Regions from separate parts of the Homo sapiens genome. Here region 2 is linked to region 1. Evidence: chromatin loops called from intact Hi-C (ENCODE). Cell type or tissue: Caco-2. All regions are shown on one strand. Links, peaks and the distances in the headings refer to the core of each region. The heading gives the core; the rest is flanking DNA.

Evidence for each region. Hi-C counts contacts between places; a loop is a spot of excess contacts. Peaks named below come from ENCODE experiments on the same cell type or tissue, not always from the same donor. Only the 100,000 strongest peaks of a DNase experiment are listed, where the experiment ranks them.
Region 2: a loop joins it to region 1, with 8 times the contacts of the local background. A loop is called at or near these places in 15 of 110 quality-filtered maps.

The regions. Positions count from the first base shown.
Region 1 is chr14:74,943,449-74,955,399 of GRCh38, reverse strand. PGF (placental growth factor) reads left to right here. Exons shown (of 7, transcript NM_002632.6): 1 at 1-232; 2 at 1,454-1,496; 3 at 5,847-6,043; 4 at 6,817-6,893; 5 at 8,992-9,021; 6 at 9,125-9,187. The coding sequence starts at 158. It overlaps LOC107984690 (a long non-coding RNA gene), which reads right to left. Exons shown (of 3, transcript XR_001750826.3): 1 at 10,968-11,951; 2 at 6,401-10,160; 3 at 5,173-6,095. Among named protein-coding and RNA genes, the nearest start is that of PGF, 6.2 kb to the left of the region's middle. RefSeq lists silencers at 1-6, 8,892-8,941. In Caco-2, for the core only: no CTCF peak of the experiment used is centred there; DNase peaks (open chromatin) are centred at 4,319 and 5,059; H3K4me3 peaks cover 752 bases.
Region 2 is chr14:75,018,933-75,035,900 of GRCh38, reverse strand. MLH3 (mutL homolog 3) reads left to right here. Exons shown (of 13, transcript NM_001040108.2): 7 at 2,411-2,482; 8 at 3,722-3,833; 9 at 5,199-5,358; 10 at 12,883-12,906; 11 at 13,009-13,087; 12 at 16,921-16,968. It also overlaps the pseudogene RNU6-689P. Among named protein-coding and RNA genes, the nearest start is that of MLH3, 24 kb to the left of the region's middle. In Caco-2, for the core only: a CTCF peak has its summit at 13,029 (motif pointing right); a DNase peak (open chromatin) is centred at 13,040.

The DNA.
Region 1 (11,951 bases), core at 1-8,000:
CCAGAAGATGCTCGAACCACCGGCCGGGGCCTCGGGGCAGCAGTGAGGGAGGCGTCCAGCCCCCCACTCAGCTCTTCTCCTCCTGTGCCAGGGGCTCCCCGGGGGATGAGCATGGTGGTTTTCCCTCGGAGCCCCCTGGCTCGGGACGTCTGAGAAGATGCCGGTCATGAGGCTGTTCCCTTGCTTCCTGCAGCTCCTGGCCGGGCTGGCGCTGCCTGCTGTGCCCCCCCAGGTAAGAGCTACCCCCACCTAGCCTGGCTCCCCAGACCTCCCCATCCCAGCACTGGAAGCATGGGACTCTGAAATCACAGACCCACTCCAGGGAGCAGCAACTCCAAGGATGTCCACACACTTCCTAAAGGCCAGGCTGGACTTCTTTCGTTTGGGAAGAGACCTCAGGCTGGCTGTCCCCCAGGTCCTGGGGGCTGTCTTGGTGGGGGCAGGGAAGCCACAGGGAGGGAGGGAGGGAGGGAGGTTTCCTGTCTGGCCCCTGGAGCCCTGGTGGCTTTGCTAAAAGCATCTGTCCACTAATCCCAGGCGGGTCCCTGGCCTTGTGGTCAGGGTCGAGGCCCCATGGCCAACCAGGCGTCCCCAGGACCTCTGACCTGGCCTGGTGGGGGTGGCGGAGGAGCCAGCTGAAGAAGCTGTTGGTGGGGAGGCTGGCCCTGCCCCCACCAGGGCTCAGGACTGAGCCGTGGGCTCCTGGGTGGGCTGGGGACGAGACAAGGGGTCTCGCTGTGCCTTTTCTCCTGGGTGGGTGGCCGGAGGTCCTGAGTGCAGGGCCTGGGGAAGTGAGCAGGGCCCTTTTCCCAGGAGCCGGGTGAGTCTGGCTGGGAGCCAGCTTGGGCAGTGAAATCCTGACAAAGCCAATGAACTGCCTTCCCACTGCGTTGTCCCACTGCCCTGGGAGTCCCCAGCCCCAGCCCAAGAGTAGGAGTGGGCTGGGCAGTCCCTGAGGAGTCCGAGCAGCCCAGCCACCCGCCTGCCTGCTGCAGGGCTGGCCAGAGGTGTAACGTTACCGGCTGCACCAGCTCATGGCGCCACCCGCTCCAGCCCCTCAGCTCCCACCAGCTGATCACCTCCCCCTGGGCTCTGGCACCCAGCCAAGGCGGGCTGTGCAGGGCCCAGCAGGGTTGGCCTGGGGGCTGGGTAGAAGGCAGACCCGCAGGATTGGAAGATCTTTGGGATGCAGCAGGCCAAGGGTCTCCAAAAGCTTCTAGCCTCCCATCCTTTTCCAAATGAGGAAAACTGAGGCCAGAGAGGGGTGGGACCTAACCTACCCAGGGTCCAGTGAGTTTTTAGTGGTACTCAGGCTGCTCTGAGACAGGGCAGAGCATGTGCAGCAAGTGGGAAGGAACCCAGAGGGGCCCCTACCTTCTTGCCATCACACTTGGCCCAAGAGTGCAGAGCTCCAAGGTACCCCCAGCTCACCTCTGCACTTTTCTGTCCATAGCAGTGGGCCTTGTCTGCTGGGAACGGCTCGTCAGAGGTGGAAGGTAAGCTGGCCAGGCTGGGGGTACGCATGCTCCCCAAGCCCCTCTCTTCCTTTCTCCCAAGCCCAGGTGTGGCATGAAGCGTGGGTGCAGGTTGATAAAAGCTGGGGAGAGCCTACAAGCTAGACATGCTGGGTGATGACTTTGGCAGGGCCTAAGAGATCCCCTCATGGTGACCCAGAGACTAGAGAGGTGTGGGCTGGAGTCACCAGCACACGGAGAGTGGGGCTGGGGCCAGTATAGCCAGGGTTCATCCAGCTGGCTCAGAGCCCTTCCCCAGCATGATTTAAGGGTATGGATGGGGTCTTGGAGGACAGGGTGGGGAGTGAGTGCCAGGGGCCAGAATGGGGGTCTGGGAGCTGAATGCAGTGGGCAGTCAAGAGGATCAGGAATGGGTGAGGGGCCCTCCCCAGCAGCCCAGCCCTGGTGGAACTGCCGGGATCTGACCATGCGTTTCCATTGATTATAAACAGACAGAACATAGTCGCGCCCTCCCTGGCCCCTCCACTCCCCGCCCTGGTTGCATCAAGAGGGAGTCTTCAAAGGGCAACGAGACGTTTGCCAAAGAGACATATGTACAGAAGGCAGGAGGCCCATGCCAGGCCCCCTACCTCGCTCCTCCCTCCCTGCCTCTCCAAGACGTGCAAAGTGGCCACACACCACCGCTGAGGTTTCCCCTGCGCCATGGGAGAGTGGGCATGTAGGGACATGCACACGCACACGCGTGATAGCCATCTGCGTGCTGGGAACACCCTCTGCTGGGCTGCCTGCCTGGCAGCCCGCCTCTCCCGGGCCTGGCCATACTCTGACACCTAAGGCTTAGGCCCCTAGACCCCTGAGCAGGTAGAGGAGGTAGCTGCCCTTGACCTCATGGATGCCTCCCTTGCTGTGCCTCTGGAACCAGCACAACATTATGCTCCTTGGGATTTGGGGAAGGACCCATCCCCTACCTCCACACTATGCCCTTTTTGGTGCTTTTAGTGTAGGTCAGGCCACAGCTACCAAAGATGCCTTAGCCTCAGTTTTCTCATCTGTAAAATGGGAGCCTTGGCTACATGATGTCTATGGTTTCTTCTTTTTCCGAGATTGAAAAAGGGACTTGTCCTCTGACTCCAGGGAGGAGAAATGGGTGTACATATCACCCAGGATTTGAGGTGGGGAGGCCTGGAAGTGTAGATTCATTAGGTCAGCTCTCCTGTCACACTTATCAATCAGGGAGTCTGCAATCTGACCGGGAGAAGTACAACGAGCTTTGCACCCCAGCTCTCAAAATCTGAAAATGGCATCCCCACCTGTTAACACCACAGCCAGAGACAGCATGGCCAGCCATGGGCATTGATTTTTACTATTACTATTCACGGTAACAATGTTAGGCATTTTCTGTCATTCTGTTTTGACCACAGGCTGTGAAGTAGGAAGGGGTTGTACTCCATTTTTACAGATGCAGGCAGGCCCTGAGGCTCAGAGAGGCCCTGGGGGTCGCCCCAAGCCTCAGACACTCCTCATGGATCTGGCAGAACCAAGTGCTCCCAATAGCTCCGTGGCTGAGCGGGCATGAGCAGGGTGTCCCTTGTGGCAGGCTGTCTGTGTGCCCTGCCAGTGACCATGGAGAGGACACTTGTGGGCTTGGGCTGGTGGCCAGTGGCTCTGCCCAGCCCTGTGGCCCGTCTCCAGTGCCCTCCACAGAAACTTGCTCTCAGGATTAAGCATTTCTCTCCTGGGGTCTCCCCCATCCCAGGTGGTAGGTAGGCAGGTGGGAGGCTCACTCACAGGGCTGGCGAGAGAGCTGAGGGCACACTTGCAGCCTCAGGAGCAGCCCTGGGGACCACCCAGCCCTGGCAGTGCCTGAGGGGGCCCTGAGGGGGCCACAGCTTCCCGTTGCTCTCACCTCCACCCCCTCCCGGAGCAGGTCTGGGGCCAGCGGAAGTGCTCTCGGGGACAGCTGAGCAGAGCTCTTTCCTGAGGGACACAGCCCACATCTGGGAGCGGTCACTGTACTCCCTCAGCCCGGCCCCTCACCCAGCCCCTTTTGTTTCTCCCACACACCCATAGCGGGGCCTTCAGGGATGAATTGCCCTTTCCTGGTGGCTGCCAGGTAAACCAGGCTCCAGCCCACCTCCTTCTCAGCCCTCCCCCAACACAGTTCGGCCACAGGGCTGGGAAAGTGGCAGATTCCAGGGTTTCAGGGACCCGGAACCTGCATGGTGGGATGTGGGGTGAGGAAAGGAAATCCCTTCTTCTGCTGCCGAGGCCCAGCCAGTTCTGCCAAAGGTGGCCATGGCCCCGCAGCCCAGCTGGGTGGGTGTCTGTTTGCAGGATGGAGGGGGCTGGGGTGCCCCTTCTCTGCTGCTGTCCCCTCGCTGACGGCTGGTCCCAGGGCAGGAACCTGAGTCTTCTGTGGTGCTTTGGCAGCTCATTATTCCTCTGCTGTTATTTATGTTTTCCAAGGTGGAGATTAAACGTTCAGAGTCACGTAGTGCTCATGAAGATTTTAAACTAAACACACAGCTCAAGGAGCTGGTGATAGGGAGGTGCTCTCTGACCCAGGATTGCAAAGGCAGGCTTCCCTGCACTTTGGGCGCCTTTGGGGAGAGAGGCCTTGTTTCCCACTGGGTTCCGGGGCAGTATCCAGTGGCGCGGAGTGGTAGAGTCAGAGGAGGCCTATGGATTCCCCCCACCACCAGCCCCTAGGCCCTAGTGCCCTCTAAGCAGAGCACGGCAGAATGGAGCAGAATGGAGCAGCAAACAAGCAGATAACACTGTTTATTGCCTCTATGACTGCCTAGCCAGCTCCACATGGACACACCGCCTCTGGGTATTTTCCACCAGTTTGCAGCCTTTCCCGAGGGCCTCTGCTAGGACTGAAGTTTATTTTTCTTCCGAGATTACCAGGAGGCTCATGTCCTCATAGGCTCAGTGGAATGGACTTTGGCCCCTTCTGCCTCCTAGGCAGAGGCATGGAAGAAATGAGGGGTTGCTGGGAGAGGCCATTGTTCCATGGCAGAGGCTGCAGGACCCCCAGCTCCCCATTCTTCCCCACTAGCTGAGGATGACCATCAGATGCAGAGCAGGATGACCCAGGCCTGGGGGTGTTTCTCTGTCCATGGTCTCTGGGCTGGGCTGGGTTGCAGGCACTGATTCACAGGCGGTTGGTCAGAGAGGGAAAGACCTTAGCAACCATTTATTCCCAACCTTCTTTTTTCCCACCTGAGGAAACTGATCTATCCAGAAAGGTTAAGTGATCTCCCCAAGGTCACATAGCCAGTGTAGGGCCAGGACTGGAAGCCAGGTGTCTGACTCTGGCCACTCTCCCTGTGAGCCTCTATTTGGGGCCTGGTCCTAGGCCTTCCCCCGAAAGAGCAGCATCTTTTGAGGGATTCCAGATCAGCCCCCAAAAGATCCCATTCACGATCGCCAGGACATCGTGAGGTCAGGGATGACCCGGATGATCCTCAGTGAAATGTCATCTAATCAACCAGGAGTGACTTAGCCTGTGTTTACGGGTACGTCCATCTCTGCCCTCATGGAGCCTCGAGTTGGTTGTAAAGGAGATAAGAGCAAGCAGTGCCGGAGATAAGGCAACCCCTTGAGGCCAGAGGCCAAGCAGTGCTCAAGGGAGGCTCATCTGTGTGCACTGGAATTGCTGGGGAAGTCTTCAAAGAGGAGGTGGGGAGGCAGGTCGTGGAAAATGGCGGGTGGACTTTATTTGGATAGAAATGAGAGGAGGGGGAAGAAGAGCAGCTGTACGGGCTGCAGAGTGCACAAGCCAGAGCTGGGAGTGAATGTGGTGCTGCCGTGGCTCAGTGTGAGCGCTGGTTGGACTCAGTGGAGAGGAGGGTCGGGCCACATTGCTGGATGTGGTCTTGGTTGCCAGGCAGAGGAGCTGGCACAGAGTGGGGCAGGAAATGAGGGAGCCGTGGAAGGTGTTTGAGCAGAGGAATAAGGGAAGGCCAACCCTCCCTGCATGACTCCAGGAATGACTGTTTTCTGCAAGTTCTCCAAGTTGGAGGAAGCACCGGGTCAGGCTTGAGAAAGATCCAGAGGGCCTGGGTAGCTGCCGGGGCTACAATCCTCAAAGCTCCAGGGAGCCAAGGCAGACGTGGGTGCCTGAGTTGAGGACAGAGCAAAGCTTGGGACCCTGAGAGATTCTGTTCCATGGGGATTTCCATCCAGCAGATGAGCTAAGGGGCCCGCAGGCATTTCGGAGGGATCACATTAGGAGTTCAGAGTTGAGGGAGCTCGGATGGGGCTGGGGGCTGAACCTGGAAGGCCAGCAGGGCCTTGGGAGCCAGGTTTAGGGCTTCAAGGGGCAGGTCTCTGCTGGCCTGACCCAGCCCCCTTGCTTCCTCGCAGTGGTACCCTTCCAGGAAGTGTGGGGCCGCAGCTACTGCCGGGCGCTGGAGAGGCTGGTGGACGTCGTGTCCGAGTACCCCAGCGAGGTGGAGCACATGTTCAGCCCATCCTGTGTCTCCCTGCTGCGCTGCACCGGCTGCTGCGGCGATGAGAATCTGCACTGTGTGCCGGTGGAGACGGCCAATGTCACCATGCAGGTAGGTCCATACCCTGCCCAGGGGGCCACCGAATCTGCCCACTAGAAGGTACCTGGAGAGGGAAGAAGATAGGCCCAGGTCCCAGGGCTGGAGCCTGACTCCCAGGCCAGTGCTCCTACCACCCCAGCCCAGGGCCTCTTCTTCCTAAGCCCTCCGATGGCTCTGAGCCCACTCATCTCCACCCCCACCAGCATTCTCAGCCTCACGCTGAGTCCTATCCCAAGACTCAGGGTGTCTAGTTAAAGCTGGAAAGAAATCTGCTTGTATAAAGTCCCTGTTGACACCAGGAGCATTTGGTCCCTTTTCAAGCAAGTGCAGCTTACATGTCACACACGCAGTGGTTTACTGAGCACTTACTGAGTAATGCCAAGCACTGTCCTAGGCGTGCCACAAGTGGTGTGTCATTCAATCCTTCAAGGCTGGTGTCATTCCCATTTCACGGATGGGGAACTCAAGGTTCAGAGATGTTATTTCACTTGTTCAGCAGGTAAAAGAGTCAAGATCTGAACACGGGTCTCTCTGACTCCAGAACATGAGCCCCCTTCCTGTGCTATTGCTGTGCTAGTGCTCCCGGGCAGGGAGGGACAGGGGCCTCCCTCAGATCCCCATGCAGCTGAGAGAGCTGTTTGCCCCACGTTCAGAGTGGAGTGAGGGCCTGTAGTCCACAGGCTAGCAGGAAACAGAGTCGGGTTCTCCTTACAAGGAGAGAGAGAAGAGTGCCGGAAACTCGTGGGCCACTCCCCAATCCAGGCATCAACTCTTTCTTCCTTCAGCTCCTAAAGATCCGTTCTGGGGACCGGCCCTCCTACGTGGAGCTGACGTTCTCTCAGCACGTTCGCTGCGAATGCCGGTAGGTCTCCGGGGTCGGGTGGGTAGCAAGGAAAGGCCCCCGTCCTCTTGGCAGCCTCAGCAAAGATGGGTCCCAGGGCAGAGGCAAAGGCTGCCCATCCCCGCTGCGGGCTGAACTTTTTTCCAGACTGAGGGAGACCAAGAGGGCAGGACCAGGGGTGGCTACCATTCATTTTGTCCCCCCACCAGCCAGTTTTGCCAAGGGAGCTGGTCCCAGCAGCTGGGGTACAGCTGTTGAGATACTGCAAGGGAAGAGAGAGGGTGGGTCCCTCCCAGCCTCGCAGGGGTTCGGTGCGTGTCGTTCCCCTTCTCTGGGATGGGAGGCAGCTGCCACGGGCCTCTGAAAGAGGTGCCTGGAGGCAAAGACATTGCAAGTCTGAACTTCGTTCTGGGGCAAGCTGTGTGCCCACAGGAGCGGGCAAACGGGGCTGAGAAGCAGCAAGAAGGACAAGCTCGGGTAGGAGAAAAGGGGCAGAAGAAGAGTGACACTGTGGCTTCCTTGATGTTGCAGCACCCCTCTACGGCCCCTCCCAATCCACAGAGCCTCTGACCAGCACCAGTCTTGCTGCCTGTGCTGGGGGCACTTGGAACATTGGTTAGCAGGAGCAACAGGCCTGGCACTGCCAGCTAGGTTCAGGGAAGAGAGAAATGGGCTGAGCTGCTGCTCCTGGTACTACTGGGCCATGGATGAAGGCACCAGACTAGAAGTCCAGAGCCCTAGCCAGGGGCGGCAGGAGGGAAGACTACCACTTATTGTGTACCTATTCTGTGCCTAGCCCCGCAGGAGGCACTTGAATGTTTCTCATTTAGTCACATACATTTATTGAGCACCTACCACATGCCAGGCATTGTCCTGATGGGATGCAGTGGTGAGCAAGGTTCCTGCTCTCATAACAACCCTGGGAGGTAGGCCCTATTGTCATCCCCATTTTACAGATGAGAAAATCAAGGCTCAATACAGTTTCATGATTTATCACAGCTAGTGAGTGTGGGAGGAGGGATTCTGGGCCCTGACCTAACTCGTAAGCCTTCGTTTTTCAGGCTACCTTTCATGGCCATGACCACTTTTCTAATAGCCCCCAGGCTTAGCCTTGCCTCCTGGGCAGGGCTATGGCTGCCCCTTTTGTTGGAGTGTTGGAGACCCTGCCTCAACTTGTTTCCACCCATCCCTCCAAGCCAGAGCTTAGCCATATAACAAGAGCTCGGTAATGAACCCTCCTGGGTGCAATGCTGGGTGGTGACCCAGAGTCACCTTCTCCATCCCCTTTGCCCTGACAGCCACTCTTTTGGGGCAGGCAGATGAAGAGACTGAGGTTCCAAGAGTGTCTGTCACTTGCCCAATATGGAGAGGTACAACCAGACAGTCCCAAGAGGCCCTGGTACCTTGCCCTGGCTCCCAAGGGAGGAACCAGCTGAGGGTAGCATGTCCTGGCCCCAAAGCTGACTGCTACCATGCTGTCCCATGTCTCTACCCACTGTTCCCAGTGAAGACTGAGGCCCTATCCCCTGCCAGGGGCCAGGCAACAGGGACACCTTTCTTCTTGCTTCTGGGCCAACAGCCACAGCCCTGGGAGGCAGAGCCCAGACATGCCTGGTGACTTCAGGGCTGATGCTCCCTCCTTCCTCCCACCCCGTCGCTCACTCCCCATGTTGTTCCGGATGGAGTGGGGCTGTGCCCTGACAGGCAGCCAGTCCGCTGTCTGGCCATCATCTCCTGTCCCTGAGGAAATTCCCAGAATGCACCCTGGAAGGAACGGAAAAAAGCAGCAAAGAAAGTGAGAAAGAAAAAGCAACAGAGAACAGACAGAAACAACCAAATTTGATGCCAAGAGGCTGAGAAGTGCAGAAGCGGGTGGCAGGGGTCCCCAGGAGGTTGATTTGTCCCTCTCGTGGTGGGGTCACCAGAGCCTGGAGTGGGAGTGAAGCCTTGAGGCTCTGGCCACCTCTCCCTTGCCAACTCCATGCTACCCCCTAGTGGCCTCAGTGTCAGCTGCAGGACCAGGACTGGGGATGTCGGAGGGGACCTGTCCGGGCGGCAGGGAGCCCCACTTATTGCTTTCCTAACGTTCCTCTGCCCCTCTCTCTGTCTGTTTCCCTAGGCCTCTGCGGGAGAAGATGAAGCCGGAAAGGTAAGTGGTTTGGCTGGGGCTCGGGGCTATTCTCGGGCCTGCCAGCCTCTGTCCTAGCATGGGGTTCCCCAGCCACCTTGTCCTGACGCTTGGCTTATTGCAGGAGGAGACCCAAGGGCAGGGGGAAGAGGAGGAGAGAGAAGCAGAGACCCACAGACTGCCACCTGTGAGTGTGCGGGGTCCCAGGGATGGCGAGGAGGCTGGGCCCGAGGGGAGCCCCGCCTTGCCGCCAGGGTTAGGTTGGGGAGGGGGAGAGGCAGGACTGAGGCCAGTCTTGGGGGCAGAACAGGGAGCTGCACCTCCTCAAGACTCTAGGGCCCAGGAAGCATCAGTGGACCTTGGTTTTTGTCCCGGCTTAGCCCTAGGTTTCCATTGACCTTCAACAAATCATTTCACCTTTGTCAGCCTAGCTTTTCTCTGTGTAGAATGAGGGGCAGGAGGTCCAGCAAACATTCAGTCACTCTACAAACATTTACTGAGCACTTACTGTGTGTCAGGTACATCTGTGAGCAAACAAACAGGATTCCTGCACATTAGTGTTTACCTTTTAGTGATTAAAAGTCTGTCATCAGCTGAGACGTTATCTGGGGCCACTTCCTAGTAGCCCCGGGGAACATGTGCCCCTCGCCACTGTCTCCCAGGAGTATTTTTGCCTGTGGGTCCCCTTGCTGCTTCTAACCCACTTCGTACCTTGTGGGCAGCAGAATGGAGCCCCAGGCCTGAGTGTGGCTGGGAGAGAAGGATGAGAGGAGGGAAAACCCAAATCTGTGAGAGTAAATAGAAAAAATAAAATATTTCACGTGCACAGTCAATCAGTCACTGAAGAGAGGTGGCTCTCCTTCAGGGGCTAAGCCTCCCCCACGCACGTGACTCCAGGAAGTCATTTCGTGCTATGGAGTGGAGTTGACCCAAGCCCTGACCCCATGAGCCCCACTCCATGAAGACAGGGATCCTGGGGACTGCGCCCCCTAGGGGTTTATGCTCTCATCTCTTTTCTGGGCCCGCGCGGCAATTTGGGAAACAAGCTGGCAGGGAAGTCCATCCAGGCCCGAGTTACCCGCCGGCAGCCGGAGGCAGAAAGTGTCCCGTGGCTCCTGTTCCCAAGGCAGCAGTCTTCAGACATTTCACTCGGGAATCTCCTGAAAGAATTTCAAAAGTGGCCGGGCGCAGTGGCTAACACCTGTAATCCCAGCACTTTGGGAGGCCGAAGTGGGTAGATCACTTGAGGTCAGAAGTTCGAGGCCAGCCTGACCAACACGGTGAAACCACATCTCTACTAAAAATACAAAATTAGCTGGGCGTGTTGGTGCATGCCTGTAATCTCAGCTACTTGGGAGGCTGAGGCAGGAGAATCGCTTGAACCCGGGAGGCGGAGGTTGCAGTGAGCCGAGATCACGCCACTGCACTCCAGCCTGGGTGACAGAGCAAGACTCCGTCTCAAAAAAAAAAAAAAAAAGAATTCCAAAAGCCCATGTGCTCCCTTGCCCATTCTTAAGTTGACATTGAACATTTTCATCAGAATTATAAGTCAAGCCAGGCTCAGTACCTCATGCCTGTAATTCTAGCACTTTGGGAGGCCGAGGCGAGTGGATCGCTTGAGGCCAGGAGTTCAAGCCTAGCCGGGGCAACATGGTGAAACCTCGTCTCTACAAAAAAAATACAAAAACTAGCTGGACGTGGTGCCATGTGCCTATAGTCCCAACTACTCAGGAGGCTGAGGTGGAATGATCACCTGAGCCTGGGAGGTCAAGGCTGCAGTGAGCCGAGATAGATCCACTGCACCTCAGCCTGGGTGACAGAGTAAGAACCTGTCTCAAAAAAAAAAAAGTATAAGTCATTACAAAGGATATAATTTCTGGCATATTATTAATATTTTAATACAAAGCTATTGTAGAACACTCTCCAGGTGTATCCTATTAAATACGCCATTTTAATGTTATACTCACCATCATCCACTTTTAAGAAAATGAACAAGCAGGCCAGGCGCGGTGGCTCACACCTGTAATCCCAGCACTTTTGGAGGCCAAGGCGGGCGGATCGCAAGGTTAGGAGATCGAGACCATCCTGGCTAACATGGTGAAACCCCATCTGTACTAAAAATACAAAAAATTAGCCGGGTGTGGTGGTGGGTGCCTATAGTCCCAGCTACTCGGGAGGCTGAGGCAGGAGAATGGCATGAACCCGGGAGGCGGAACTTGCAGTGAGCCGAGATCACGCCACTGCACTCCAGCCTGGGACAGAGCAAGACTCCGTCTCAAAAAAAAAAAAAGAAAATTAACAAGCAAAAAAAAAAAAAATACAGGAACACTTCCTTTCATAATTATATATTTACATTGTTTCTTTTTTCCTGGAACTTGTATTTCCATTTCACTCCCCACCCCCAAGAATTTCAGCCTAGTGTAACAGTACTTTTAATTTTCAGAAGTCTTTTATTGATTACCTTGTCATATTTATCTGCCACAAAAAAATGATATATGAGTTTGAATTATTTTAAATTTCCTGTGAGCATAAACCTAAATTAAATTTTCTCCTGGAATAAATTATCAAAATAATTCTTAGTAGCACCATTTGGTCAAAACAGCACAAATACTTCCTATTTTAATAGATGTTCAACATAAAAATACAATCAATTTGATTGGGAATGCATCTCAATGAGATGGATGTGGCTACCTCGTTTCAATTAGTGAATGAATCCATTAATGAATGTTACTTCCTGCCAGACTGAGACAGGATTCTGCATTAATTTAATTCCTGTTTATCATTTTTTTATTGATGAGAAGGTTGAGAAACCATGTTCACATAAATAAGTAAATGAGACTAGATGTCACTCAATTACTTGAACTCCTTCCTTCCAAGTTATTTGCCAGAAATCTCAAGGTGCTCTGCTAAGAACAAATTACTTCTCATGATATCCTGGCTGACAATTTGGT
Region 2 (16,968 bases), core at 8,969-16,968, 72 kb before region 1:
ACACGGAAGAGGGACTACAGAGGGTGAGGGTGACAGAGGACCTTTTTTTTTTAATGGGAGAAACTTGAGCACATTTGCAAGGGATGCCTGATGGGATAAAGTCCCTGAAAAGGCCTGAGTGGCTGAGCCCTGAGCAGCAGTGGAGGGCTGGCTCCAGCTTGATAGTACCTGCAGGCAAGTGCTAAAGTTTTAGAGCATTTATTCTCTATGTATTTCAAAATATTCCCTTTACCTTGTTTAGTAAATGTCATAGCAGATCAAAGGCAAATTAACCTAAAGTTCTGTCAGAATTATCATGAATATAGAATTTGTGAAGATCAAATTCCTATAGTTTTACTATTTCTAGAAAAGTAATAGTTTTTTGTTGTTGTTGTTTTTGAGACGAAGTTTCACTCTTGTTGCCCAGGCTGGAGTGCAATGGTGCAATCTCAGCTCACTGCAACCTCCGCCTCCTGGGTTCAAGCGGTTCACCAGCCTCAGCCTTCCAAGTAGCTGGAATTACAGGCACCCGCCACCCACGCCCAGCTAATTTTGTATTTTTAGTAGAGACGGGGTTTCTCCATGTTGGCCAGGCTGGTCTCGAACTCCTGATCTCAGGTGATCCGCCCGCCTTGGCCTCCCAAAGTGCTGGGATTACAGGCATGAGCCAACCCGCCTGGCCAATTTTTTTTTTAAGTTTTCATTATCTGGAATTCTTTGTTGTTTTTGAGATCAGAATCTCTACTAATGATACTCAAGATGGGTGTAACTACAAAATCTGCAGATGTTGAAAGAAGCAAAATGGATCTGTTGAAATTTCTCTTTTTTTCTTTACTTTTTTTTTTTTTTTTTTTTTTTTGAGATGGAGTCTTGCTCTGTCGCCCAGGTGGGATTGCAGTGGTGCAATCTCGGCTCACTGCAGTCTCCCCTTCCCGAGTTCAAGGAATTCTTCTGCCTCAGCCTCCCAAGTAGCTGGGACTACAGGCACCTGCCACCACGCCCGGCTAATTCTTGTATTTTTAGTAGAGACAGGGTTTCACCATGTTGGTCAGCTGATCTTGAATTCCTGACCTCAAGTGATCTGCCCTCCTCAGCCTCCCAAAGTGTTGGGATTACAGGCATGAGCCACAGGCCCAGCCAGAATCTGTGTTTTAATAAGATCCCCAGGGGGTATGTGATATGAACGTTTGAGAAGCCCAAGTCTAAGGCAGGATAAACATGGCCCGAGGGGAATCTGGGCATCACCTCTTTCTGTACAGCCAGGGAGATGGGAATGGTTTTTACATTTTTTAATGGTTGGGAAAAAAAAAGAAGACTATTTCTTGACACATTAAAATTATATGAAATTAGTATTTCAGTGTCCATAAATAAAGTTTTATTGGAACACAGCTACGATATTCACATATTGTCTATGGCTGCTTTGGCTCAAAAAGAATTGTTGAGTAGGCATGACAGAAATCGTGTGGCCCAAAAAGCCTAAAATATTTATGATCTGGCCCTTCAGAAAACGTTCTCCGGCTTGTGATCTAAAGTGCACTGGAAGTACATTCTTTGTGGGTTTCCAAGTAGCTTGTACACCAAGGTTAGCTGATTATAACAATGTGTTGTTTAACGATCCTTTATCATATTAAAGTTGAATTAATAAGGCAAAATCAGTATTTAAACATAAGAATTATATATTCAAGCTTCAAACTTGAGGAAATGCCACTTTGACTTTTTTTTTTTTTTTTAAGATGGAGTCTCACTCTGTCACCAGGCTGGAGTGCAGTGGTGCAATCTCGGCTCACTGCAACCTACACCTCCTGGGTTCAAGCGATTCTCCTGCCTCAGCCTCCCAAGTAGCTGGAACTACAGGCGCGTGCCACCACACCCAGCTAATTTTTGTATTTTTAGTAGAGACAGGGTTTCACCATGTTGGCCAGGATGATCTCGATTTCTTGACCTCATGATCCGCCCGCCTCAGCCTCCCAGTGTGCTGGGATTACAGGTGTGAGACACTGCACCCAGCCCTGACTATGTTTTCTAAATGAGATGCTGGTGAACTAAAGAGTTTCTTAGTTTACCTTTTGTTTCCTAAAAAATGAAATTATGGGGAAAATAATAAAACTTATAGGATAAAAATTAGTAATACTGGTAATCTCTGGAGAGAGAAACTAGAAGGGGTGGGGGCAAGAGTATAAAGGAGACTTTATTAAATTCCCTTTTGTGCCTTTCAGAATTGGATCTGGGATTCAAACATATGGGATAAGTTTGCTATCATTTTCCCCATAATTTCATGTTTTAGGAAATAAAAGATACAATTGTTACTCCTCAGAATGTTTTGTCTTATGCTGTTGTTAGATAGTTTGAATTAAGTCTTCTCTGTCCTCAACACACATGATGGTTGTCGTCTTGCTCTGAGAATCAAAGTTCACAATCCTTGCTCATCTAGGTGGGAACCTGCTCGTGCTGGTGGATCAGCACGCTGCCCATGAGCGTATACGTCTGGAGCAGCTTATCATTGGTAAGGATCTGTTTGCAGCCAGAAAAAATTTGAGACTCCCAGCAGAATCAGTACACCTCAAAGAGCTTTTCTAACTGCAACTGTTGTGAGAAAGCACACTTTGTACTGTATGTTCAAAAATTAAACTAAAGTCCTGCAGTTTGGCCTGTGTTATAATTGAAAGAATGTGGTAGTTCACTAATTGAAAGATGTGAACTTATTTATGTGGTCAGAGGCATATTTGCCAGATGTTATTAACAACCCAGAAGTACGCAAGGATAGGCTGCTTACTCTGACATCCAGCACAAAGCTCTGCCCCTCCATATGCCCGGTGATCTTGGCATGCCTTCCCACACTCCATCAGGCAGAGACCAGTGGCAGCTCAGAAGGCCCAGTATGCTGTTTTGATTTTAAAATTTAGTTTGCTTTTGAATATGCAGTATAATCAAATAGATCCAATTCTGAAAGGCACAAAAGGGAATATAATAAAGTCTCCTTTCTATCCTTGTCCCCACCCCTCCTAGTTTCTCTCCCCAGAGACAACCAATATCTCTGGTTTTTAAATCTATCTTTCCAAAGCAATATATGCTTTTTAAATGTTTTTTTTTGCTACCCTTTTCCTCATCATGAGGCAGTGTGTTCACCAAGTGGTAAAATACCAGGAAAGTCTTTACTCCTGTGGCCAATGAGTAATGTCAAAGAGTTAGGCAAGGACCTAAGGAGTGCTTCATGGACTAGAATGGCAATGATATTACTACTGTTTTCACTTTTCCTTATAAAATGACGGCCTAAGAGTTGGGAAAGATATAGTAAAAACAGTGTTAGAAAAACTTACCTCTACAGGCCCTGCACCATTTGAGAATAGTACTAATTCTCTCCAGAGACTGGGAGACCCTGCTCAAGGAAAGGGAAGCCTTCTGGAGCCATAAGACTGTGTGGTCAACCCACATATGTTCCTGGTAATCCACATTATTCACCTCTGTCATCAAAACAACATTTATTAACTACAGGAACATTGGCTTGTTCATCTGAATGTAAGATGCAAGTCTTATATTTCTTATTTTGAAAAATACTACCAAAATTGTTAATAGGCTGAATATTTATTAGTTTGACTTTAAAAATGGAAATCCAAAATCTAAAACTGAACATTAAACATTCTGCTTTGCATTAGAATGATTATCTCAAGGCCGTGCTTTATTTTTATCTGAATCTAGAAGACTTCCCTTCCTACTCTTAACCCATTCATCTTTCTGCCAATAGATTCCTACGAGAAGCAACAGGCACAAGGCTCTGGTCGGAAAAAATTACTGTCTTCTACTCTAATTCCTCCGCTAGAGATAACAGTGACAGAGGAACAAAGGAGACTCTTATGGTCAGTACCACCATGAGAATGTGATGTTGATGGTATCAATTCTCACAATAATTCTGTGAGGAATAAGCATAACTATTGTTCCATTTCTCAGATGAGACCAAGAGAGGTTACAAGACTTGTCTAAGGTCATAGCAGTTATTAAGTAGTGGAGCAGGCACTCAAAGGCAGGTCGTCTGACTCCACAGGCTGTTTGTTTCCTTTTTTAAAATATATTTTTTTCTGCATCCAATCATCCATTAAAATATTTATTTTGTGAGACATGGTCTCACTCTGTTGTCCAGGCTGGAGTGCAGTGGCACAATCTCTGCTCACTGCAACCTCCACCTTCCAGGCTCAAGCAGTCCTCCCACTTCAGCCTCCCAAGTACCTGGAACTACAGGTGAGCACCACCATGCTGGACTAATTTTTGTAATTTTTTGGTAGAGATGGGTTTTCGCCATGTTACCCAGGCTGGTCTGAACTCCTAGGCTCAAGCGATCCTCCCACTTTGGCCTCCCAAAGTGCTGGGATTACAGGCGTGAGCCACTGGACCCAGCCTATTCTTTCCACTGTATCCCAGCTGAAGAGTATAGGATAGAGTTTCCCTGATAATTTTTTCCAGCAGTTGGCTTAGAACACTCTTCTCATTTCTTGGAACAGTCTGTGTTTATGCCATGCTTTGTGAAAGCAAAGTTTCTGCAGTAATTGGTCCCATTCTGCTTTGCTTTGGTGCATTCTAGACTCTTAGTTTTCATTATCGTAATCATAATGGGAAGAAAGTAAAACATTGGGATGTAAGGAAGGGGCGAATCATATAGTGAGTCACAAGATAGGATATTTTTCCTCTTCTAGGCAGCACAAATTATTGAAAATGAAAAAGAAATTTCTCCCAATATGTTTCAGGTTTGGGAATATGATACTGCCAGTAAATCTTTTTTTCCCTATGACATAATTTATATTAGAGGCAGATCTATTTACTTACATCCCGTTAGTCAGGACTTCTCAATTCCTTGGGCTGTTAATTACCTCCCTGCTTTAATGCTGATTCAAATCACTCTCAGACCTTTTCTTCATGCCAGACTCCCTTAAGTGCCAGCAGCCAGAAGTTAGCAGTTCCTCAATGAAGAAAACACACTTAGAAACAAGACTTAGACACAGATTGATTCCCAATGGAAAAGAGAAAAACAATAAAGGTTACTGTAATTCAAAAAGGAAATTTGATAATAAAAAATCCCAAACACCCACACATAAGTGTGAGAAAAACAATACGGTTGTTAAGCCCTGTGGCAGCTTTTGAAAAACTATTAAGTAGTATTTGGAACCAGTAGTGAAGTGCAAATGAAGTAGCACTCTTTTTTTTTTTAACATTTGAGGTTATCTCTTTAGGTGTTACCACAAAAATCTGGAAGATCTGGGCCTTGAATTTGTATTTCCAGACACTAGTGATTCTCTGGTCCTTGTGGGAAAAGTACCACTATGTTTTGTGGAAAGAGAAGCCAATGAACTTCGGAGAGGAAGATCTACTGTGACCAAGAGTATTGTGGAGGTAAGACACAGCTGCAGATGTTAAGGAAATTGCTGAGTGATGGTAACCTCATATTTTGTCTGTAGATTCTCTGAATTCATCTTTTCTTCAACAAGTATTCATGGTATTTACCTGCGGTGTGCCAGGAGCTAGAAATTCAGAGATGAGTTAGCTCAAAATAAGGAAGAAGGGCATTTAAAGAATTATAGTCAGTGAACTTTGGCTAGTAGAGGTATGTGTTTTGCTTTCTTCCCAGTGATAAAGGTAATGAAAACTAAGAGTCTAGAATGCACCAAGATAGTTTTTCAGAAGTGTTATGGAAACACAGAATGACTTGTGTGCCTGGGGAGGTGAAGTCAATGAAAATGTCACAGAAAAGCTGTTTTCTTAAGAAAAGTTTTTACTTTTGAGAGACCAGGTCTCACTCTGTTGCCCAAGCTGGAGTGCAGTGGTGCAATCATAGCTCACTGTAGCCTTGATCTCCTGGGCACAAGCAATCTTCCTGCCTCAGCCTCCCAAGTAACTCGGACTACAGACACGCACCACCATGCCTGGCTAATTTTTTCCTTTTTTTTTTTTGTAGAGATGGGGGCCTCACTATGTTGCCCAGGCTGGTCCTGAACTTCTGGCCTCAAGCAATCCCCTTGCATTGGCTTCCCAAACCCCCGGCACTACAGGCATGAGCCACTGCACACAGCCAGAAAAGTCTTACAGAATAGTGGGAAACTAGGCTGGGCAAGGTGGCTCACACCTGTAATGCCAGCACTTTGGGAGGCCGTGGTGGGTGGTTCACCTGAGGTCGGGAGTTCGAGACCAGCCTGACAAGCATGGAAAAACCCCATCTCTACTAAAAATAGAAAATTAGCCGGGCGTGGTGGTGCATGCCTATAATCCCAGCTACTCAGGAGGCTGAGGCAGGAGAATGGCTTGAACCTGGGAGGCGGAGGTTGCATTGAGCCAAGATTGCACCATTGTACTCCAGCCTGGGCAACAAGAGTGAAACTCTGTCTCAAAAAAAAAAAGAAAAAAAGAATAGTGGGAAAGTGCTGAGTACAGAAGAGGGGAGAAGGGCATTCTAGACAGAGGAATACATATCAGAGACTTGAGATACATCCTATGTTTAGGGAACTATCAATAGATATGGCTCAAATTAAGATCTACAGTTGATCCTTGGATAACTTGGGTCTGAACTGCGCAGGTACACTTAAATGCAGATTTTCTTTCACCTCTGCCATTCCTGAGACAGCAAGACCAACCTTTCCTCTTCTTCCTCCTCCTTAGCCTATTCAATGTGAAAATGATGAGGGTGAAGACCTTTATGATGATTCATTTCCACTTAATGAATAATAAATATATTTTCTGTTTCTTATGATTTTCTTAACATTTTCTTTTTCTTTCTTTCTTTCTTTCTTTCTTTTTTTTTTTTTTTTGCGATGCCCAGGCTGGAGTGCAATGGCACAATCTCAGCTCACTGCAACCTCCACCTCCCGGGTTAAAGCGATTCTCCTACCTCAGCCTCCCAAGTAGCTGGGATTACAGGCGCACACCACCATGCCCCGGCTAATTTTTGTATTTTTAGTAGAGATGGGGTCTCACCATGTTGGCCAAGCTGGTATTGAACTCCTGACCTCAAATGATCCACCTGCCTTGGCCTCCCAAAGTGCTGGGATTACAGGCATGAGCCACTACGCCTGGCCAACATTTTCTTTTCTCTAGCTTACTTAATTGTAAGAATACAGTGTGTAATATATACAACACACAAAATATGTGTTAATCAACTGTTTATATTATTGGTAATGCTTCTGATCAACGTTAGGCTATTGGTAGTTAAGATTTGGGGAAATCAGGCCAGGTGCAGTGGCTCACGCCTGTAATCCCAGCATTTTGGGAGGCCAAGGCGGGCGGATCATTTGAGGTCTGGAGTTCAAGACCAGCCTGGCCAACATGATGAGACCCCGTCTCTACTAAAAATTAAAAAATTAGCCAGGCATGATGGTATGTGCCTGTAATCCCAGCTACTTGGGAGGCTGAGGCATGAGAATTGCTTGAACCCGGAAGGTGGAGGTTGCAGTGATCCAAGATCACTGCACTGCACTCCAGCCTGAGTGACACAGTAAGACTCCGTCTCAAAAAAAAAAAAAAAAAAATTGGGGGGAAATCAGAAGTTATACTTGGATCTTTGACTGGATGGGAGTTGGCTAGATGGGTTGTCAAGGTCAAATCATAAAATAATTTAGCATATTCTACTAAGTAGTTTGCATTTTATCCTATAGGCAGCCAGTGAAAACTTTTAAGCAGGAGAGTAAGGTCCATTTTAGATTGCATTCCAAATATGATTACTTTACATATATGTTTTGGTAAAGGTTTGGAAAGCTACTGCTGGGCTGTGGCATTGGAGGTATTAGAGAGAACTATTACTTTTTATTTTGATTACTTATATGTTTCTTTTTTTATAGCAAATATCATTTATTTTGTCTTTATTGTCTTTTTCCTCTCCTTTCCTGTTTTCTATTATAGTTTTCTGTATTTCTCTTTTTTTTTTTGCTCTACTCGTTTAGAAGTTATATATTCCATTTATATCCTTTTAGAGATTAGCCTTAACTTTTAGCATGCATACTTATCAAAGTTTAAAAGTAATTCACTTCTCTATCCTCTTCCTAACTGTACCAAAATCTTACAAACTGTTCATCTCCCATCACCCTCCTCCCATCTTCCATGTTGCTGTCTAGTACTTTAATTCCACCTTGTTTTTAATTCCCTGGTGGTCATTTATTTTATAGTCAATCTTTATTTAGATTAAAAAAAGTGTTCACCAGAGTCTTTGTTCACCATTGCCTCTTGCATCCTACTTATTCTGTGTTCTTTTGGGTTTTTTTTTTTTTTTTTTTTTTTTTTTTTTACTGAAGTAAATCTCTTACAAGATCTTTTATCCACAAACAGATCTTGAGACAAAAAATACAAAAATATAAAAATAAATAGAAGTTATTTTAGTAAGAGTCCGTGGGCCAGGCATGGTGGCTCATGCCTGTAATCCCAGCACTTTGGGAGGCCAAGGCGGGCAGATCACCTGAGGTCAGGAGTTTTGAGACCAGCCTGGCCAACGTGGTGAAACCCTGTCTCTACCAAAAATACAAAAATTAGCTGGGCATGGTGGCAGGTACTTGTAATTCCAGCTACTCGGGAGGCTGAGGCAGGAGAATCACTTGAACCCGGGAGGCGGAAGTTGCAATGAGCTGAGATCACGCCATTGCACCCCAGCCTGGGTGACAAGAGTGAAACTCTGTCTCAAAAAAAAAAAAGTCCGTGAATGATAAGCTGTCTTTTAAAGTATCTTTATTTTGTCTTCATACTTGCATGATTATCTAGCTAAAAACAGAATTTCACATTGCCAGTTATCCCCCCCGCATTTTGAAAATATTTCACTACTTTTGACTTTCTATTTTATTTTATTTTATTTCATTTTTTGAGACAGAGTCTCACTCTGTTACCCAGGCTGGAGTGCAATGGGATGATCTCAGCTCACTGCAACCTCCGCCTCCCAGGTTCAAGCGATTCTCCTGCCTAAGCCTACAAAGTAGCTGGGATTACAGGTGCCCACCACCACACCCAGCTAATTTTTGTATCTTTAGCAGAGATGGGGTTTCACCATGTTGGCCAGGCTGGTCTCAAACTCCTGACCTCAGGTGATCTGCCTGCCGTGGCCTCCCAAAGTGCTGGGATTACAGGTGTGAGCCACTGCACCCAGCCTGACTTTCTGTTTTAGCCATTGAAGTCCTTAGTCAATCCAATTATTACTCTGTAGGTAATCTGATTTTCCCTCTGGTTGCTTTTACGATGGTTCACTTTGTCTTTGGTGTTCTGCAATTTCCCTATGATGTATCTTTGTATGGATTTATTTTCATTTCCTTCTGGAGATTCACTATGCTTCTTCAGTTTGGAAAGTATGCAGTCATTATCACCTCAAACGTTTCTTTCCCATTCTCTCTCTTGTCTCTTGGAAATTTTGTCAGATATCTACTGGGCCTTATCTTTCTACTCTGCATGCCTCTTCAACTCTCTTCCATATTTCCCATTGCTTTCTCTCTGTGATACATTCTGTGAAATCTCCTCACTTATCTTCCAGTGAACTAAAGTATCTCTTCATCTTCTGTTTAATTATGTGTTTAGCTTATCCACTGAGTTTTTTATTTCAGTGACTAAATTTTTTATTTCAATGGCTATATTTTTTATTTCCAGAAGTTGTGTTTTTTTCCCCAAATCTCACTCTTCCTTTTTTATGGTGTCCTGCTTTTTTCATGATTGTTCCTTCTCCTTTATCAGTAGCTTTCTTGATTTGGAGCACAGGCAAATCCACACCCACCTCATCTAGAAGTCTGAAGTGCTTTAGTAATATCTAAAATAGTAAAATCTAAAATTAGAGGATAGATGTAGTAGATAAATTGGGGGATGGATTTATGTGGGAAGATTTGAGTCAGGGAGAGCAGCTGACGGGTTATTGCAGTGGTTAAGGTAAGAGAAGATGAGGATTGGACTGAGTCAGTAGCAGAGGGAGTAGAGAGGAGTGACATATCTGAGACAGAATTTGGGAGGCAGAAGCAAGAGGACTTGGTGAGCAATCAAACGTGAAAGGAATAAAGGAGAAAACAAAAGCAACAGTGATTCTGAGGGTTGTAGCATGGATGGCTGGAAGGATGGTGGTGCCATTGACAGAGAAGGGACACAGATGAGGAGGAACAAACCTGCCTAGGAGTTCCATCGTGAAGGTGGGTTTAGACACAGTGAATGTGCCTGCAGGTGGAATGCCCAGTGGATAGGCACACTTAAAAGATCTGGTACTTGGAAAATAAATCTGGGCTGTACATATCTATCTGAGAGTTAACAGTATATATATATTGATAGTATCAGAAGCTGGAGAAGGGCCTTGAGGAAGTGAGGTTGTCCAGGGAGAATATGGAGAGTGAAAAGGAAGAGACAAAAGAGTGGAGCCTGTGGAACATCAGCATCCAGGGTGCGTATGCTTTGGAAAAGGTCTGGAAAGCTCTGCTGAAAAGAGGAAATTCTAAGGATGGCTGAAAATACTTGGTTAGAGAGGGAGGAGGAAAACCAGGAAAAAGCAATATTGCCAAAACTAAGGAAAGTTTTAAGCAAGGAGGGAATGGTCAATAACGGCTATGAAGTAGAGCCTGAAACGCTGGACTTGACTGTCATGAGGACATTAGTTGTCTTGTGGAATCATTTCCTGGGGATGAGGTGGGGCAGAAGATAAGAGTGCAGTGAGTCAGGAGTGCGTGAAGCAGGAGGAAGTGAAGCTAAGTAGACAACTCTTTCAGGAACTTTGGCTACACACAGAAGAAGAGAGATGGGGTGAGAGCTAAAGGTTAGAAGTGGTTGGGAAGTGTGGGGTGGGATTCAAGGCTGAGGAAAGGTGTTTGTTTGCTTTAAGACAAAAAAGACGTAAGCAGGTTTGCAGGCCAAGGGGGAAACATTCAAGAGGAAGAGCAGCTGTCAGTCAGCTCTTGGGTCATCTTGGCTTTGCCCTTTCCAGAATCGCCTTTGGATCAGACAGATCCAAAGATTTGCTCTGCTTCCAGCAAAGCTCTTTCCTCCCCACAGACATGCTTTCTCTAAGACCCCTGCTCCAAATTGTCCTAAATCCAAAAGATAGGATCTGTTAGAGTCTTTTATTGTAATTCAATCCCTAATATGTAACCAGAAAATTATAAGAAAAACTTTTCCTGAAGGAACTTAAAAGACTACTGTTAAGGAGTTTGCTTCAAATGGAAACAAACCTCTGGTTTCATAAAATCTTGATTATCCTATGTCAGGCTGATCAGGAGAGACTTTGTGTGATTCTGGAAGAAGCTGGAACAGTTTTGGTGTTTTGAGGAGGTAGCTATTTGAATCCTAGCAGTTGAAAGATCATTAATACATCCTTCTATAAAGCTCTATCTTCTAGCCTGGTGAGGAGGTGGAGGCTGCAGTGAGCTGAGATCGCGCCATGGCACTCCAGCCTGGGCAACAACGAGACTACGTCTCAAAAAATTAAAAATAATAAATAAATACGGCCAGGTGCAGTGGCTCACAACTGTAATCCCAGCACTTTGGGAGGCCGAGGCAGGCGGATCATCTGAGGTCGGGAGTTCGAGACCAGCCTGACCAACATGGAGAAACCCTGTCTCTACTAAAGATACAAAATTAGCCAGGCGTGGTGGTGCATGATTGTAATCCCAGCTACTCAGGAGGCTGAGGCAGGAGAATCGCTTGAACCCAGAAGGCAGAGGTTGCGGTGAGCCAAGATCGTGCCATTGCACTCCAGCCTGGGCAACAAGAGTGAAACTCCATCTCAAAATAAGTAACTAACTAACTAAATAAATAAATAAAAAATAAAATAAAAATATTAAATTATCCAGCATTAAACAGACCATTGGAATATAAAATGGACTGAGATGAGACCCATCACCCCTTCACTAAGCTTACAAACAGATGTTTTACCATCCCAGATGTACAAACACAAGAATGTTTGCTCTCCATCCACACTAAGCTTTGTCAGTGGATTGAGTCTTATGAGACCATCTTTCTGTTTAGGTTTGTTTGGGAAAACATGTGATTTTTAAATTATATGTAATATAGTATCTACTACCTAGCTCTTGATAACTGTGCCCATTTATAGGCATGGCAGACTAGAGTATAGATGAAGGAGGGAAGAGAATTTCCTGAGTCTGGTTTTAAAAGAAAAGGTACCATGTTGTAATCTTAGGAGCAGATTTACACATAGCCTTTTCCAGGAGTAAAGAAATGATTTTCTTATAAAGAAATCATTAAATGTGCAACAGGTTTTTTTCTTTTTACCTCCAGAGGTTAAACAAATTGGTAGCATGAAATAGTGTCTGCTTTAAATTTCTTTAAGCTTCTTTTGTAAATATTAATATCCACAGGGATATAACTATTGAAAAGGTTACCCCAGGGACAGAGACATGCAAGGGAGGAGAAATTTCTCAACAAAGGGCCTCAGAAAATAAACTTTCTGACCTGAAGGGAATTGTCCCCAAAAAGCCCGTGGGAACTAAAGTGACTGTTTACTTATGTTTATGATATTTAAGCAAGTGTTATACTGAGCAGTGGTTGTGTTGATGGTTGTTGTGTATTTATTCTCAGTTTGTGTGTAATATTACGCTTGTTCTGGCTAAGATTACACACACAAACAGACAGCCTTTTAGTGAGAAGCCTTCCTGATGTTTTGAATTGGTTGAATCATCAAGGCTACTCTCACCAGCTACATAACCTCATTAGTTGAGAAGCTATCTCTGGAGGAAGTCTCAGTAGCTAAATATATTCTGTGTTCAATAAGAGTTCTATTCAGTTGCTTGGTTTTTTCATATTCAAAGTGCCTTACAACAAATAAATTTGTACCCAAGTGCTGTATTGCTGGAACTCTTTCTTTCAGGAGGCATGATTTAAAGAAGAAAATTGAGATATTTTGTAAACTATCAAAGGGCAAGTAAAACATAACCGTAGATTAAAGCCGATTTTCCTTTTGCTTTGCAGGAATTTATCCGAGAACAACTGGAGGTAAGCTTTTCCTTTATTTTGGGGTTTCACACAGAAGCACCACACATAAAAGGCTTCGTTGTTCCGTTTTCTTTTCCTGTTAATAACGTGTTTATGCATTAGCTACTCCAGACCACCGGAGGCATCCAAGGGACATTGCCACTGACTGTCCAGAAGGTGTTGGCATCCCAAGCCTGCCATGGTAAGCCCTTCAACATAGCAGTGATCAAACACCTCTGCATGCAGAGCCCTGGCAGGGCTGCCGGGATTACAAAAGAGGCAGAGGGTACATTTACTACTTGACTCTTGGAGAATACAATTTAGATCAAGAAACTGAATATACCCTTTTAAAAATCACTTTTACAAAAACAAAATCCCAACACAAAAATTTGACTATAGTGCTGCCTGACCTATATGAGTGGAGGAATAACTCCTAGAGGAGATGCATTTTGAGATGAATTTTGAATGAGCTGGGGAACATGGGTTCATAGCATGGAAAGGGGAATTCACTATAGGGAGAGTAAACAGCCTGTGCAGAGAGGCAGAACAGAAACAAGTTAGTTATATGAGAAGCAGCAAAGAGTATCAAGAAACTAGGCAGGTAAGAGAACAGAAACCTAGAAGGTCACAGCAAAACCTTTGGATTTGATACAGAAGGCATTAGAATTAGCAAGCGTTCTTTTTTTATCTTTCCAACTTTCATTTTAGGTTCAGGGGGTACATGTGCACTTTGTAACATGGGTGAGTTGCATGTCGCAGGGGTTTGGTGTACAGATTATTTTGTCACCCAGGTAATGAGCATAGTACCCAATAGGTAGTTCTGATCCTCACCCACCTCCCACCCTCCACCCTCAAGTAGGCCCAGGTGTCTGTTACCCCTTCTTTGTTTCTATGTGTATTCAATGTTTGGCTCCCACTTTTAAGTAAGAACATGCAGTATTTGGTTTTCTAATTCACTTAGGATGATGGCCTCTAGCTCTATGTTTTTGCAAAGGATGTGATCTCGTTCTTTTTTATGGCGACATAGTATTCCATGATGTATATGTACCACATTTTCTTTATCCAATCCACCATTGATGAGCATTGAGGTTGATTCCATGTCTTTGCTATTGTAAATAGTGCTGCAGTGAGCATAACACATGCATGTGTCTTTATGGTAGAATGATTTCTGTTTCTTTGGGCATATTCCCAGTAATAGGATTACTGGGTTGAATGGTAGTTTTGCTTTAAGTTCTTTAAGAAATCTCTAAACTGTTTTCCACAGTGGCTGAACTAATTTATATTTCCCACCAGCAGTGTATAAGTGTTCTGTTTTCTTTGCAGCCTCACCAGCATCTGTTATTTTTTAACTTTTTAATACCAGCCATTCTGACTGGTGTGAGATGGTATGTCACTGTGATTTTGATTTGCATTTCTCTAATGATTAGTGACATTGAACATTTTTTATATGCTTGTTGGCCATGTGTATGTCTTCTTTTGAGAAGTGTGTGTTCATGTCCTTTGCCCATTTTTTAATAGGGTTTTTTGGTTTTTGCTTGTTAATTTATTTAAGTTCCTTATAGATTCTGGATATTAGTTCCTTATATAGATTCTGGATATTAGACCTCTGTTGGATGCAGTTTGCAAATATTTTCTCCCATTCTGTAAGTTGTCCGTCTATTCTGTTGATAGTTTCTTTTGCTGTGGAGAAGCTCTTTAGTTTAATTAAGTCTCACTTGTCAATTTTCGTTTTATTGCAGTTGCTTTTAGAGTCTTTACCAGGAAATCTTTGCCAAGGCCTACGTCCAGAATGGTATTTCTGAGGTTTTCTTCTAGGGTTTTTGTAAAAAGATGGAATGCGCCCAGGCGCGGTTGCTTACGCCTGTAATCCCAGCACTTTGGGAGACCAAGGCGGATGGATCACCTGAGGTCAGGAGTTCGAGACCAGCCTGGCCAACATGGTGAAACCCCATCTCTACTAAAAACATAAAAATTAGCCAGGCGTGGTGGCGGGCACCTGTAATCCCAGCTACTCAGGAGGCTGAGGCAGGAGAATCACTTGAAACCAGGAGGTAGAGGTTGCAGTGAGCCAATATCACGCCACTGCACTCCAGCCTGGGTGACAGAGTGAGACTCCATCTCAAAATAATAATAATAATAATAATAATAATGAAGATGGAATGCTTCATGAATTTGCATGTCATCCTTGTGCACGGACCATGCTAATCTTCTCCGTATCACTCCAATTTTATTATATGTGCTGCCAAAGCGAACACCATTGAGGGTTCTTGAGCAGGGTAATATGATACAATATAGAAAATGGGGAGCTGGGTGAGGCCCTGTGAGGAAGGTGCCTGCTTCTCCTTCACCTTCCGCCATAATTGTAAGTTTTCTGAGGCCTCCCCAGCCATGCAGAACTGTGAGTCATTTAAATGGTCTTTCCTTTATAAATGACCGAGTCTTGGTCATTTCTTCATGGCAGTGTGAGAACAGACTCATACTCCTCTATCACCAAATGTCATCATTGCCACCTTCAAAATGTATCTTCGGTCCGTCTGATTCAGTCTGTCTGGCTCCTCCCTCATTTTTGCCACTGTTGAGCTCTCTTACTTAGTTCTTCACATCCACTCTGGCTCCCTTTCAAGCTGCTCTTCTCTCAGCACCCAGAGGAATCTTTTTGAAACATCCCTCCAAGCATGTTGTTCTTCTAACTAAAATGTGTCAATGATGACCCATTGCTCTTGGGATAGAAATGTGATTTTTTACTGTGGCCCACAAGGGTCTTCGTGATTTGGCCCCTGCCTGCCTCTCCAGTGTCACGTCATATCACTCTCCACCTTGTTCTTTACATCCCAGCCTGCTTTTTTGGTCTTCTGCTTCCTGTGTGCTAAACATTTGTCAGCGTCGGGGCCTCTGCACTGGCCTTCTCCTCTACCTGAAACACTTTTCTCTCCTTCTTCAATTAGCCACGTCTTTCTTAACCTAAAGTCTCAGCTTGAATACTACTTTGCCAGGAAAGCCTTCCTTAAGCTCCTAAACTGGGTTTGGTCTTCCTATTATATATTCATATCCTGTATTTTATAGCACCTATATTTATCATTTAAATTATTGTATAATTATCTGCTTCATGTTTGTCTCCCCTATTAGACCATAAGCGCCATGAGGATGGAAATTATCTGTCTCACTAACTGCCTGACAAAGCTCCCAATACAAAGTATATACTTAATAAATATTTGTTGACTGGGTAAATTGTGCATAAAGGCAGGTTATAACAATATGAGAGTTTAGATTAGGAAGATTATTATGGAAATTAGAAAAAAAGAAGCAAATAAAATGAACATTGTAAGGAAACAATCAGAGATTGCTATTGGACGATCCATGGAGAAAGATAACCCCAACTTCACAAACCCATAAAGAGTAGGCAAAAATACTGCTCTTGCCTCTTGGAGAAAAACTCTGAAAGCCAGATCCTAACAAGTTAAGGAATGCCTCCTACAGAGATTAGAAATACAAATACTCCGTAAGAAAAAGCTGAGAGACAGAAGGTCAGTCCTGAAGCCTTAGTTTCATCCATGGTCATAAGCACTAATTTATTTCCCTCTTTTTTTTTTTTTTTTTTTTTTTTTGAGAACGGAGTCTCGCTTTGTTGCCCAGGCTGGAGTGCAGTGGCGTGATCTCGGCTCACTGCAACCCCCGCCTCCTGGGTTCAAGTGATTCTTCTGCCTCAGCCTCCCAAGTAGCTGGGACTATAGGCGCGTGCCACCACACCCGGCTAATTTTTGTATTTTTAGTAGAGGCGGGATTTCACCATATTGGCCAGGCTGGTCTTGAACTCCTGACCTCATGATCTGCCCGCCTCAGCCTCCCAAAGTGCTGGGATTACAGGTGTGAGACACCATGCCCGGCCTATAAGCACCAATTTCAAGCAGGATTAAAGCTTCATTAAAGAAGCCTAAGAAACATGTTACTTTTTCCAGATATTTGGCAGTGACCCAAGGTCAGCATTGGTTTCCCACTATATACACTATAACCTTCTTGTTTCTGTCTTTCATTTAGGGGCCATTAAGTTTAATGATGGCCTGAGCTTACAGGAAAGTTGCCGCC